Regions from separate parts of the Homo sapiens genome. Here regions 1, 2, 4 and 5 are each linked to region 3. Evidence: chromatin contacts called from ENCODE Hi-C or POLR2A ChIA-PET data. All regions are on one chromosome and are shown on one strand. The core of a region is the stretch at or near the end of the contact, and the rest is flanking DNA. Distances in the headings are between cores, read along the strand shown.

Evidence for each region. Hi-C counts contacts between places; a loop is a spot of excess contacts on that map. ChIA-PET counts read pairs that join two places held with the same protein, here RNA polymerase II (POLR2A). Pooled maps may share reads with other maps.
Region 1: a loop to region 3 is called in a map of endothelial cell of umbilical vein, with 16 times the contacts of the local background. The contact joins the enhancer-like site here to the promoter of CEP126 in region 3. A Hi-C loop is called at or near these places in 2 of 168 maps with a recorded cell type or tissue (Caco-2 and endothelial cell of umbilical vein) and 6 of 50 pooled maps.
Region 2: a map of endothelial cell of umbilical vein shows a loop between it and region 3 (4-fold over the local background). The contact joins the enhancer-like site here to the promoter of CEP126 in region 3. A Hi-C loop is called at or near these places in 1 of 168 maps with a recorded cell type or tissue (endothelial cell of umbilical vein). POLR2A ChIA-PET finds 5 or more read pairs at or near these places in 1 of 52 experiments (activated naive CD4-positive, alpha-beta T cell).
Region 4: a map of ascending aorta shows a loop between it and region 3 (5-fold over the local background). The contact joins the promoter of PGR here to the promoter of CEP126 in region 3. A Hi-C loop is called at or near these places in 1 of 168 maps with a recorded cell type or tissue (ascending aorta) and 7 of 50 pooled maps.
Region 5: a map of B cell shows a loop between it and region 3 (4-fold over the local background). The contact joins the promoter of TMEM123 here to the promoter of CEP126 in region 3. A Hi-C loop is called at or near these places in 3 of 168 maps with a recorded cell type or tissue (B cell, CD4-positive, alpha-beta memory T cell and naive thymus-derived CD4-positive, alpha-beta T cell), 1 of 37 single-sample maps with no recorded cell type and 13 of 50 pooled maps. POLR2A ChIA-PET finds 5 or more read pairs at or near these places in 1 of 52 experiments (activated CD4-positive, alpha-beta T cell).

Annotation. Positions count from the first base shown.
Region 1 is chr11:102,493,639-102,496,338 of GRCh38, forward strand. LOC102723838 (a long non-coding RNA gene) reads left to right here. Exons shown (of 3, transcript NR_135076.1): 2 at 142-226. Among named protein-coding and RNA genes, the nearest start is that of MMP7, 36 kb to the right of the region's middle. Within about 2 kb of position 1,280, at least 2 of the 41 ENCODE cell types and tissues checked have a DNase peak (open chromatin) inside an H3K27ac peak, as active enhancers do.
Region 2 is chr11:102,759,142-102,761,841 of GRCh38, forward strand. No RefSeq gene overlaps it. Among named protein-coding and RNA genes, the nearest start is that of MMP10, 20 kb to the right of the region's middle. Within about 2 kb of position 1,335, at least 4 of the 41 ENCODE cell types and tissues checked have a DNase peak (open chromatin) inside an H3K27ac peak, as active enhancers do; they include endothelial cell of umbilical vein, where a contact is called at or near this core.
Region 3 is chr11:101,913,751-101,916,625 of GRCh38, forward strand. It overlaps CEP126 (centrosomal protein 126), which reads left to right and starts at 1,260. Exons shown (of 11, transcript NM_020802.4): 1 at 1,260-1,662. The coding sequence starts at 1,535. It overlaps ANGPTL5 (angiopoietin like 5), which reads right to left and starts at 2,772. Exons shown (of 9, transcript NM_178127.5): 1 at 2,269-2,772. RefSeq lists an enhancer at 1,179-1,278.
Region 4 is chr11:101,128,563-101,131,262 of GRCh38, forward strand. It overlaps PGR (progesterone receptor), which reads right to left and starts at 1,251. Exons shown (of 8, transcript NM_000926.4): 1 at 1-1,251. The coding sequence starts at 508. It also overlaps PGR-AS1.
Region 5 is chr11:102,451,323-102,454,022 of GRCh38, forward strand. TMEM123 (transmembrane protein 123) reads right to left here and starts at 1,443. Exons shown (of 5, transcript NM_052932.3): 1 at 1,202-1,443. The coding sequence starts at 1,301. TMEM123-DT (TMEM123 divergent transcript) reads left to right here and starts at 1,597. Exons shown (of 2, transcript NR_135053.1): 1 at 1,597-1,727. RefSeq lists enhancers at 447-496, 677-966, 1,697-1,806 and a silencer at 1,287-1,576.

The DNA.
Region 1 (2,700 bases), core at 30-2,529, 580 kb after region 3:
AATAAAATAATACCTACTTTTCAGGGTTGCTGTAGTGATCAGAATGTAGGTATGTAGGGTGGATTAGGGATGGCTGCACATTCTTTGTTATGTACTCACATTGAGAAATGGAGTTTAATAATTAAGTGCCTTATTCAACAGGTATTTAACGGGTGCTTACTCTGTGTCATGTGCCCTTCTTGCTGCTGAACAAAGTGGATAAATTCCTTGCCTGAAAGTAATTAAGGTAATACCTTTTAATCATTGTTGGTGATGTAATGGTTATTAAGATAACCAGAATATCGGGGTTTACCTAAAAAGACCTAATTGTCTGATATGGACACGTAAGAAATGAAGTTCAAAGGAAATCTGTCCTAAGTAAATTATAATTAACATCTAAGTATTAATCGTTAACAAGCTGAATAGACACCATATAGCTATTTCAAATTTAAATTAGCCTCTATCTTACCTATTATTTTTAATTTCTACCACTACCTTCTGGAAGCTGTGTAAATGAAAATCCTAACTGAGTAAGTTAACACAAATAAATACCACTTATCCATTCATTCATTCAACCGATCATTCAACAAATATTTTATTTTATTTATTTATTTTTTGAGGCAGAGTCTCACTCTGTCGCCGGTGTGCATCACCACACCCAGTTAATTTTTTGTATTTTTAGTAGAGATGGGGTTTCGCTATGTTGGCCAGGCTGGTCTCAAACTCCCGGTTTTAAGTGATCCACCCACCTTGACCAAAGTGCTGGAATTACAGGCGTGAGTCACAGCGCCTGGCTTCAACAAATATTTGTTGGACAACTTTTATGTGCTAAACTGTGCTAACCATTGTTTCTCTGAATGATTCAGACATAGACTCTGCTTTTTCTGCCAAGAACTCCACTTTTCATATCAAAATTATGGTAGAGGAGGAAAAACTTGAAAAAAAAGTGCTAGGTTAATCATATCTTTTATAACTGAATGATTTCTTAGATTAAGATATTTTAATCTATTTACTTTGAGGTAGATTGATCCCTGAATGACATAGTCTAGTTACTGATAACTAAAAAAGTACAATTAGGTGTTAAGTTTGAATAGAATTTCAATCCATTATTTAGGGTTCCTAAATTTTTCTATATACTGTAGTTGCTTGGTTTTATTCAGGGCTAGGGAAATTTGCTAATTTGAGAGGCAAGACAAAAAAGCCTGTCAAATGCATTTGTATTATGCCAAAGTAGTTCTCAAGGTATCTTTCAAGTGAATGTTTAGCACATATGCGTGCACACAAAACAAACTTGATGTTCACCATTATCAACGACTAGGATGGCAAATCCACTCTTGCTTTGTAACCAAGGAAAGTCACTGCTGCATGGTCGTAACGTGCTTAGTCTTTATGAAGATGCCTCAGCAAAAGATGACAGGGATATAAGACTGAGTTATTCCTTTGAAGTTTAACTCATTATCCTTTGGTAATCATAACTCCATGTTTTTTACCTCCCCAGTTAAAGTTCCAAAAGGCAACAGTAGGTCACAGCAGCCCCTTAGTCGGAGGTTAGGCTCAGGTGCAATTTACTCTCCTCTGTATGCTTGCTAGTAACCAAAGGAGTAACAGTTTCGCACACCAAAAATGATCAGAGTCAGTGGCCAGGGTTTACGTTTCATGACAGCCTTCTATACTTGTAGGAAATACAGACTTTACCGTTAAAGAAACTAATGTGGTCACCAGGGTCATGGTCTTTAGATTCACGTCATCTGGAGTGTAAAGCACTAGATCTGAATTCCCTTTTTGTTGATTGGGGCATTGACAATTGAACTGTAATGACAAAAGAGGGTATAAACTAGAACGTATGTTTGCTGATCCATACAGCATTTTTGTGGTAGCAAGTATTCTTTTGGTTAGAATTAATACATCTCTTCTGGTTTGAATGATAGTCTCCTGAAGTTGATGAAACTTAGTGGTTTCATAAGAGAAAGGGTGCCCTCATGTGGCGATTTAGAAACATAACAGCAAATTCTTTGGCATTCCCGGCTTCAAGGAGGAGGTGTATATTGCCTCATTTTAACTCTGGTTGTGTTTCTGATTACTTTTATCAGAAGAGTATGGCAGAAGTGAGGTTATATGACTTCTATGGCTAGATCTTAAAAGTCATACAGCCTCCATGGTGGAGAAGATGCCATGAGCAGGCAGTATGGTTGACAGTCCCAGCTGAGCCCAGATTTCCAATTATCTCCAGCAACGCAGCAGACGTGTGATTGAAGCCATCCCAGCCCCTCCCAACCAGCCCATCGGCCCCACAGAACAAAAGGATCACCTAGGGCAGCCTTGCCTGAACTCCTGGCCTACCAAATCATGAGACATAATAAAATGATTGTTGTTTTGAGCTACGGTTTAGGGTTCTTTTTATGCAATGTTCGATAACTGGACACTCCTTCTGTTAATTCAAGTTCTCTAAAAGCTGATACCAAGAGGATCGGATTCGACATAAAAGAGGTTTTTGGGGAAACACCTGTGAAGGATAACGGGTGAAGGAGTGGACTAGGTAGGGAGAGCTTTCAGACTCTGATGCAGGTCTGGAATCTGAAGGAAGAAAGATTAGGCAAGAAGAGTCTTAGGCTATCTCACAAGAAAATAAAGTATTTCCAGGCTGTGGTGGTGGGGGGGGAGGTCCTCAAGCCTGTTAGAAAGATTCTGCTTATCCCAAACACTTTATGTCAAACTGGAGTT
Region 2 (2,700 bases), core at 85-2,584, 850 kb after region 3:
ATGCAGCCCATGTCCTTGGTGTGTGAGAGGGGAGAATGTGTTCTTATCCATCATGTGTTGGAGGTCTATACACGCATCGCTATTGTACACAAGGTAATGTTTGGGTCACTGGTTGGAGAACAGAGACTTCTTGCTCTAAAAGAAAGAATATAAAGAAAGCTATTAAAAATATAAAACAGCATGTTGCAAACTCCAAATGGCTGGCATTCTAAATTGCTACCCTGAAAATTCTTAAAAACTGTATAATCATGGTCTTATGGAATGTTGAATGGGAGACAGAACTTGAAGGTATGATTTTGGGTATGAGGTAGATAGAGATTTAGCAGGTAGAGACTGGAAATCCAACCCTACTTCTAACTGGGTATGAAGACTAAAGTTAGTTCTGTTCTCTTGACTAGAAAATTATAATAATAGTAATAAAATTCCCCCCAATCCCAAAATGGTTTTCAGAAGAATTAAACAAAATTATATATATAACATATATCTACTTTGGTGTTTGTTACAGAGTATTTCATGATTGCTGTTTTTTTCTTAGAGTTAAAAGATACCTTTAAAAATCTCTAATTATGGCCAGGCATGGTGGCTTACACCTGTAATCCCAGCACTTTGGGAGGCTGAGGCGGGTGGATCACGAGGTCAGATCAAGACCATCCTGGCTAATACAGTGAAACCCTGTCTCTACTAAAAAAAAAAAAAAAAATTAGCCAGGCATGGTGGTGGGCACATGTAGTCCCAGCTACTCGGGAGGCTGAGGCAGGAGAACGGCGTGAACCCGGGAGGCAGAGCTGGCAGTGAGCCAAGATGGAGCCACTGCACTCCAGCCTGGGTGACAGAGCGAGACTTGGTCTCAAAAAAAAAAAAAAAACTCTAATTATAATTGTTGTAAAGATACAGTTAGAAGGAATAAGATCTAGTTTTTGATAGTACAGTAGGATGACTATGATTGACAATAATTTGTGGTATAGTTCAAAATAGCTAGAAGAGAAGAATTAGAATGTTCACAACATAAAGAAGGGGTGAATGTTTGGAGTGATGAATATCCCAATTGCCCTGGTATAATAAACATTACACATTGTATCCATGTGTCAAAATATCACATATACCCCCAAAATATGGACCACTGCTCTGTAACAGTAAAACAAACAAACAAATCACAAAACCTAATTAAACCCCCTTCCATTGCAAATGAGGAAACTGAGATCTTGAAATTCTCAGTTGTTTTATTTCTTAGAAAGCAAAACAATGTGACTATGATTCAAGGGACAGGGTTAGTTCATTTTAAGGGGATTTAAACTTACCACAGGAAATGACTCTTGAGGAAATTGTTGCTGTGCAGTTAAATAAAGCAAGGAAAAAACAAGTAATATCTGCTGAATCTCCACAATAAACCAAGTTGAATCATCTGCTTTAGAGATTTGGGAGCATTGCTCAAGAAGCAGCTGTGTTACTAGGTATTGCATCATTGTATAATCATCATTGTTATCATCGCCATCATCATATCTGTGAGCCAAATACGATTTTAAGAACAATTGTGGAGGTGGCAAATTTCCAAGCTAGATAACTTACGCTCTAAATTCACTTATCATGCTTTTGTCACCTTTTAGTTGTAGCTAATGGTGATCCAGTGACATTCCATTAATTTGATTGGGAAGGTCTTACTAGTATGTATAATTATAAATCTGCTTCTAAATATAAGTAGGTCTATGATTCACCATGTCTTTGTTCTAGGGAAGAAATTAAAGGGTTGGATTTCCTACTGACTTTGCAGGGATTAAGAAGGTTGTATATATCTTCAACTACCTCCTTTGATTTAATCCTTAAGAAACCAAGCAGGCTGGGAGCAGTGGCTCTCGCCTGTAATCCCAGCACTTTGGGTGGCCTAGGTGGGAGGATCGCTTGAGGCCAGGAGTTCGAGACCAGCCTGGCCAACATGGTGAAACCCCATCTCTACTAAAAGAAAAAATAAAAAAAAAAATTAGCTGTGCATGGTGGTGGGCCAGCTACTCAGAAAGCTGAGGCATGAGAATCGCTTGAACCTGGGAGGTGGAGGTTGCAGTGAGCTGAGATCGTGCCACTGCATTCTAGCCTGGGTGACAGAGTGAGACTCAGTCTCAAAAAAAAAAAAAAAAAAAAAAAAAGAGAGAGAGAGAGAGAAAGAAACCAGGGCATTTTTTTAGTGCATGCTTGTTTAACTGATGAAGTAATTTTTCTTTCCTATTTTATTGCTGCTGAGAAAATATACTACACATATAGTGGTAACGTGTGTTACTTAGCTAAGTGAGTGGGCAATTTATTTCTTATTTATGTTTCCTACTTCAAAAACAGATTTGATGGATGCAATGGAATGATTATTAAATGAGCAAATGTGCTAAATGAGTGACTAAATGAAAAACAATGAGTTACAAACTTTGGGAGAAATTTTACTGTTTCATTTACTGAAATGTTTCATTAATTTTATACTCAATCACATGTTAGAAAGCTGATGCTTCATATATTTTCTCTAAAACATAAATTAATGTGACTCCCTTTCTTTGACTCTCTCAGATGTTCCCTTGAGATTCCTCAAACATGTCTTTTAATATCTCTATGCCATTGTGCATGCAGCTTGCTTCCCTTGGAATGCCCTTCCTCTCCAGACATCTCCAGATGCCTGTCATTCTTCACATTCTAAAATTGACATTACTTTCTTCCTAGTTCAAG
Region 3 (2,875 bases), core at 10-2,509:
ATTCTCATATTCATCTGTACTTTGCACTGCCCTACTTTACTCAGATCACCCATGGGGAGACAAACGTGTGATGACAGCAGTGGGAATAGAATCAAGGCCATTGCCTGTGGCTAGGCCAATTAAAAACTTGCCAAGATAGCCAAGTGTCCAGTTGTATACATTTAGCTTTTCATGTCAGAATTGTATATTTTATCCTGTTGGTATGCTTCTGAAGGAGAGTTCATGTGTTTTGTGTCTTAAATCGAAACTGGATTTGTTGTGGCACTTTAAAATCTGTCGCCAGTGTACATTCCAATTTGAGTCATTGCAACCAAGTTTGCAAAGATTGTTTTAAACAGTTTCAACTGGAAAAGTTTATTATTTGAAATCTTAAAATGAACAAATTAATTCACAAAGGCAGAGACATTTGAATGGTGGGTGAATAATCTTTATTTGGTCTGTACTTTCTGCTTCCAATCTGGGAATTTTTCCAAGAAAACACTGACTGAAATACAGTCAGAATTTATATATGCATTTACATTAGGCTCCAACAATAAGATTCAGCCTTTTTCAAAACTGTCACTTGCATAGCCAATAAACTAGTGTCTCAAAAATCCATTTAATTTTCCATACTTCCCAAAACCATTTCAATGCGATGATCTCTTTTGGCATATCTTCCCAAGAGATTGCTAGTTTTGCTGTGATGGTCCATTTCCAGAATCTGGCAGCAATGCGAGAACCATTAGGAGGCTTTGAAATGTAGACCTTCTAAGTAGGGCAAAGGCAAGGAAGACGACTGCAGAGGGAATGCCAGAAGCATTACCGAGTGGATGAGAGAATGCAGGGAAGGAAAATTTCCACTTCACAAAGACATTTTAAAGAGACGGTGTTTGGGGATGATGATGCCACAGAAAGACTCACAACTCAAAATCTCACAACAGGATTCAGTAGTTTAACAAATTCAACTCCAAATTGTCCCCCAGACAATCACTGCAGACTCCTCCCGGTGGCAATTGCCTGTATCTGAGGATTTTACATCTGTCTTTCGTCACTGTCGGTACTGCCACAAAAACACTCTCATAAAAAGGGAGGCAGAACTGCATCAGGCTCTAAAACAACACTCAGCTCACCCCTCGCGCAACAACCCGGGTCCCTAGGGATGCTTGGGTTGCCACCCGCCGCTCGAAGCTGGAGGGGCCGCCGGAGCCTGCGATTGGCTGCTTCGGGCACATCGTCCCGCCCCGACCTGTAGCTCCTCCCAGGTTTCCGTTGTCAAGGACGCGCCGTCGGTTGTTGTCAAGATGGCGGCTGCAGGGTTGCTGCCGCCCCATCTGCTATTGCCCGGCGAGGTCGCCGCTGCCTCAGCTGCCATCGCCGCTACAGGCACCAGTGCCGCTGCGCGGGAGCTAGGGCTGTCGAGGCCAACCCTTCCGCGCCCGTGACGCGGGGCCTGAGAGACGGAGTGTAGGGAGGGGCCGAGCAGGAGGAGGAGGAAGCCGGAGCTGCCATGAGGGAGGTTCTGGGGGCGAGCAGACAGGCGGCGCTGAAGTGAAGGATGCTGGCGGGGAGGCCCGGAACCCGGAGCGCGGTCGGGGAACTGGGCACTGAATCATCGGACAACCTCGACAGAGCCCCCCTCGGCCCTCGGGAGAGCGGCGGGCATCACCGACCTGGCTCTTACCTGTATCCTTCCCAGCCTGTGGCTGCCAGGGTAGCGATGTTGAAAACGGGGCCCATCTTTTTCCAATTAGATTCCCATTACCTTTGACGCAGGGTGATCAAAACTAGCAAGTCATCTTAGTGCAGATATTTCCTTTAGCAACTGTCGTGTCTCACCTTAGACCTGAAATTATACCATTTTATCTAATTCTGTGGCTGCTTCCCCCCATCACCCTGTTATCCTACTCCCATTCTTCAACTTTGTAAAATTTTTGTGAATTTTAAAACACATCAACTGTGTATTCTGTGGGGATATTTTTATGCCATTATGTTCTTTACTTACATATTAACTACTTCCTGATTTATCGTACTACTTGGAGAGAGAAATTACACAAATAAGTAAAATGTTTTGCTATCCTAAAGAGTCCGTTTTAACAGTTATCCTAACACAGCCCTAAATGCATTTACCAGAGCTGCTAAAGGCTACACAGTTTGGTAAGTTGTTTTGTTTTCCATCTCTGCCCAGTCTGTTGTCAGAGCGACAGAAAAGAGGAAATGAGAAACAGGGGACCTGGACGCTTTACAATCTGGATTAACTCTGACTTTTCTCGAAGAGTTGGTTAAGCCTACCTTTGATGTTGCTGTTGGTTGCATTGTAGAAAATGGAAAGAGGAGAAGTATTTTGTTATCAAAATCTGTAAATCAGGTTTATTCCTTTAGAGACTGTTGTGATGATTAGGATTTAACCTTTGTATTCCCAAAGGACTTGGTTGGCAATGATGGTGTTGTGTAATCATCTTCAGTCTTGTCAGAGATGAGTGTCTTCTCTTTCCAAGTTAACTCTGTTTTCTTATCCCCTTTGTCTCCAATTTCTAGGATGTTCTTTGTACTCTGTTACAATTTTAGCAGCAAGTCAACAATTTGTATTGAGTGCCTGCTCTTTGGCTGACTCTGTTCTAGGTTCTAGGGATACAAATCTAGTGAGGAAGACAAATGTGTATAGAGCTTCACTAAAAGTAAAATATCTCTTCTCCGATCATGCTTTCTGCAATCTTCCATCCCTTCAGTCTTTTCTTTCTTTGGGCAGGTTCTCAAAATGGTAGCTTGCAATAGCTGCTTCTAGTTCCTCTCATCTATTCATTATTAACCCCATTCAGTTTGGCTTTTGCCCTTGCTGCTCCCCAAAATTGCCCTCTTAAAGGTTACTCTGAAATGAACACAATCATTTTCTGTATGG
Region 4 (2,700 bases), core at 1-2,500, 790 kb before region 3:
ACCCGGACCGGCTCATGAGCGGGGACAACACCCGCTGGGTGGCGGGGGCAGCCGGTGGATCTTCGGGAAGTTCGGGGCCAAACAGGCACCAAGAGCTGGTGACCTCGCAGGCGGGAGGGCTGGGTTGGCTCTGCCCGGGACCTGAGGGCGCCAACAGAGTGTCCAAGACACTGTCCAGCAGTCCGCTGTCCTTTTCTGGGGGACTAGAACTGCTGCCTCCAGCACCCCTTGTAGCTTCAGCTCTGGAATATGCGCCCTCCACGTCCGACAGCGACTGCTGGTCCTGCGTCTTTTCGTCGGAGGGGTCCTGTCCCTGGCAGGGCCGAGGGAAGAGTAGCCCGTCCAGGGAGATAGGTATGGCCGAAACTTCAGGCAAGGTGTCCGAGGTCTGGCTCCCCGGGAACGGACCTGCGGCTGGGCGACACAGCAGTGGGGATCCGACCTCGGGGGAGGGCGGGCCGCCCGCCACGTGGGGAGCCCGGGGACCCTTTGCCTTCAGCTCAGTCATGACGACTGGACTCCCCTTTTCTCCTCCCCCGTCTCCAGGAGGAGGGAAAAGGGAAGGAGGAGGGGGTTTCGGGAATATAGGGGCAGAGGGAGGAGAAAGTGGGTGTTGAATGTGGCTGGACCGGAGGGATCTCCACCTCCTGGGTCGGGGGCGGGGGAGGGCGGCGCTGGTCAGCTCCTGCCCTTGGCCTCCATCCTGTCGTCAGGGGAACTGTGGCTGTCGTTTGTCCCAGCGAGCGGCAAGTGGGGAGCGCAAGAAAAAGTAGTAATTGTTAGGAGATCTCGTCTCCTAACTCGGGGAGTTCTCCAAGAGAGTTCTCCAACTTCTGTCCGAGGACTGGAGACGCAGAGTACTCACAAGTCCGGCACTTGAGTGGCTGCGGCTGCGACGGCAATTTAGTGACACGCGGCTCCTTTATCTCCCGACTTTTTCTCTGGCATCAAACTCGTGCATGCTGTGAAGCTCTCAGTCCCTCGCTGAGTTCCACTGCCCCCTCACTAAAACCCTGGGGCTAGTCGGACCTCTCGGTACAGCCCATTCCCAGGAAGGGTCGGACTTCTGCTGGCTCCGTACTGCGGGCGACAGTCATCTCCGAAGATCTCAGATCCCAGTAGTGCGGGAGCACTAGCCGCCTCGGGTTGTAGATTTCACTCAAATGACAAGTGAAGCTAGTTCTCATTGAGAATGCCACCCACACGCACAAATACAACAAGGCTTACCCCGATTAGTGACAGCTGTGGACTGGCCAGACAGCTTTCTAACAACGCCTCCTCCTCTAGGGAGGCCCCGCCCAAAGCCCCTCCCTACCCCAATTACCGGTAGGATCTGAAACTCTGGAGTTGGCATTTCCACCCGTTATTCTGAATGCTACTCTCAATAGCAGGTTCTTTGGGATGGAACCTCATAAGCATATTACGTTTTGTTTTGCAAATTAAGAATTATGCCCTATCTAATTGGAAAAATGAATAGATTCTATCAGAAGTAGAATTTTTGTCACCATTTTAAGATTTCAGTTTTGTAAAGATTTAACACAGAGGAAGACATTTGGCTACATTATCTTTTAAAATAATAAATGTATCAAGGACGATACTAAATAAGAGATTCTCTCCCTTATGAGTTCCATAAAAGTGAATGCTTTCAAGTTTCTCCTGCTGCGACCAACATGTCCTGCTCCTCTTGAGTATCCTCAGCGTGACAAAGAAATTTGGGAGTGGGAGATGGTAACACCTCTGTATCTATGATGGAAGTTTGGATGTTGTGTGCCACACTTCGATTTGTCTTAAGGAATGTGTTCCAATTTTTAGTAAATAGCACTTTAAGGAAAGTTTCCTTTAGCTCCAGCTTATACAGTGTGCTACATCATAACATCCTCAGTAGAGATGTTGAACAGTACTTTTTACCCTAAATATTCTTAGTCTGAAAAGTAATTATCTTTGAGCTTATAAAATGGATCCCCGCTAAATTCATGAAGTCAGTAGAAAAAGGGAAGAATATTGCAATATATATTTTAGATACACAGTCATAAACTGTATTTGACCCAAGACCATTGGGTATTTTAACATCATCTTAAATATACCTTGTTCAAAACAGAGTGAATGATTTGCAAATTTTCTTGTAGGACCTCAAGGTCTAGCTGTGCTAATGACTCATAGTTTATCTCAACCATGTATAAAGAATGCAGAAGACTCCAGAAGGTGGGGGAGCCACTAGAGGTAAGGAGCCTGGACCCCTCGATCATCTGGGGAGGGGCTATATGAGTGAGAAACAAACCTTTATCATGTTAGGTTACTAGGATTTGGAGTTGGTTGTTCTAGTAAATAGTTTACTCTGATTAATTTTAGATATGTGGAAGTTAGGCAGATAGAGGAAAGGTAAAGAGAATTCTGGGAAGCAGGTATAGAATGTTCACCGGGCATCAAATGGCAGGATATAATATGGCAACTGCAAGGGGACCATTATGAATAGAACAGGAGCAAGTGTGGGCACAGAAGTATATGAGACTAGAGAAGTAAACTAATTTATTAATATCATTATTGTTGTTTTCAGGCTTTCTCTTTCCAGCCTATCTTAAAACAGTTACCATGCTTTATTGAGGTGTAATTCCAGTATCATACAGCTCACTCAAAGTATCAGTTCATTGATTTTTCATGTACTCAGAGTTGTGCAACCATCAGCACTATTAATTTTGTAAC
Region 5 (2,700 bases), core at 193-2,692, 540 kb after region 3:
CACGATGGACATGATTTTACCACTTTTTTTCTTAAATGATCTCAAAATTAGGTCTGCGAAGCCAGTTTGTCACACGCACAATTAAGCAAACAAAAAAACTTCAGCAAAACAAAGAAAAATTGTTAATTCACCCAGGTTATTCCAGAAAAAGCAAGTGTTGTGCCTGAACCTTCCAGATTTACAAACTGCCTTTTTCTTTTGCTGGATAAAACGAACCTAAGGCTAACATATACAGTGGATGGATAGAACTTAAAACCATGAAAACCTTGGGTTACTTAACTTATCCTAGTTTACTGACCATTACCTAGGGACCTGACTTCTCTAACAGTTGACAAAGGAAAACAGTATTTACACAACAAATCCCAACTTCCTGGTTTCATCCAAAAAGGGCTGTTTGAAGTCTCCAAAGGGCCAAGGGCCTAAAACGAAACAAATTCCGCCCTACACAGAAAAGCAAAGTCAACATCATCCTGTTACGACCTTACTAGCGACGACAAGGGCCACCGGCGACCGTGCAGCTGTGCCCTTAACGCTGCGCAGCTGCCGCGCGCCTCGGCCGGGTGTTTATGGCACACGAGGGGTGGAGAGCGCCCCGCCATGGGGGCGGCCGCCTCAACTACCGCGAGGGCGGGGCGCGCTCCCCAAAAGCTCCCAACTAGCTCCAAGAGCCCCGAAGTCTAACTTCGAGCGTCAGGGGGACCTAAAGATTGTAATTCATCTGGATAATACTGCATAATATTAGACGCTGAAATGCCTGGGGGACGCTTGAAAAGCTCCCCGACTAACTGGGAGACGTTTCCGCGGGCCTAGGTAGACATATTTTTCAACTCAGCTAATCTTGTTTACAAACGGAAGCCTTAGAAACTCTAACCTCGGCAAACATTAACTTCAGGGAAAGGCTGTAAAAACCAACTTGCGGTAACTCAACAGGTTATGCGCACCCGTCCCGGCCTGCGACCGCCGCATCCAAAAAGCGAGAGGGGAAGCACCAGGCAATTTCCTCAGCAGGCGGCCCCGGGGCCAGCGGGTGACTGGTCCAAACCTCAGTTTCCCCCACCCCGCCCGGTCACCTCTGGGTCCGCCCCGAGCGTTCGGCCAGACACACGCGGAACTTTCTGTACCAGAGCCCAACTTGGGAACCCAAGCCTCGGCAGCGCGCTGCCTCCCACGAACGGGGCTGACGACCCCCGCAGCCACTTACCCGCCATGGCTGCGCTTTCATGGGCGGCCCCCAGCAGCGCTAGCACCTGCAGCGTCCCCAGGAGCAGCGCGGCCCAAGCACCTCGCGCGCCGAGTCCCATTGTTCCGAGGGCAGGATGCGGCAGCCTCGTGGGCTCCCAGCCGAGGTGGCGGCGGCGAGAGCGGCTCCTCTGCGCAGCCGGCGCCGGCTCCGCTTCCCCTTCGGCCGCGCACGTTTCCCCTCCCGCCGCTTGCCCCCCGAATGACCAAATAGGGCGCAGGAGCGGGGCCTGGAGGGGGCGTCGCGTGCGCAGCCGGGGCGGCGGGGCCGGGCTGGGTGGCGCGGGGGCGGGCTCGGGGTTCTGGGCGTGGCGACTCGGCTCGCGGCCTCCCTCGCAGGCGCGCGCTTGGGAACCCCAGAAACCGCGAGCCGTTTCCTTTCTCTTCGGAAATGGCAGTTTTGTTGTCCTGGATGAAGGCGAGCGCCGCTGCCTCCCTGAATGCTGAGCACGCTGGCTTCGCGGTGCCCGGAAGGAAGCCTTTGAAGAGTAGTTTTGCGGGCAGGGAGGGGACAGGGGTGCGTGCGACTCAGAGTGAGAGGGAGGAGTTGCAGGGCAAAGGCGGGAGGAGGGGGAGATTCTGGAGAGGAACTTGAGGGGATGGGATTCACTCTAAGGAGTCCTGGGCGGTCGGAGCTTTCCCCTCGCGTGACCCAGCCTAAGGGGGAAGTGGAGAAAAACAGCTCGACAGATTTGTTGCTTAAATTCAAACGTAAAACACCTACGATCTTCTTATCCCAGTTGTACTTCATCTTCTCCACGGGTTCCCTGTATCTCTGATTAAGACACGAGATTAGTGGAGTGGGCGGGTGGGGGCGCGCGCAGGAGTTGGTAGCAACTCTCAGTGAAATACAGTAGAGCCATGGAAAGCGGGGGCTGCATTAATCCAACCAGCCTTTTCTCTCCTTGTGCCCTGCTGTCCCAGTTCAGATGAAATGGCCAGTTTTGAACAGTTTTTGGCTGAGTTCCTTTTAAACCCTTGGAGCCAATGCTAATCACTTGTCTTGACTTGAAGTGCTTGTAAAGTCTGCATTTTCATCGTGCTCAGAACTCTGAAGTGACATAGCTACCTGTGGCTAATGCATGAGAATAACAAAGGCTGAGTCCTGGCTTGGGTGGGAACCCTCAGCTGAAGTAGAAGACTGAAGGATCCAAGGAACCTAAAATCACAGTGAATCCCCACCTGCAAAGGTCTTAATGTTGCAGATCTTTGGCACCTGAGCCAGATTTCATCACATAAAGGCCACATTGCAGTTAACTTTTGAAAACTGTGTTATGAGAGGTAGAACTTTCTCATGTCAGGCAAATCCATCATTACAGAGGTCTGACTGGTCCTAGAGATTAACTGAGACAATCTGTCCTAAATTTACAGAGACTTCCATCTGTGGATTCAGTCAGCCAACCTGCAAATGTTTCCCCTGCAGCTTATCATGGACAAAAAGCAAGCATTGCACATTTCGAT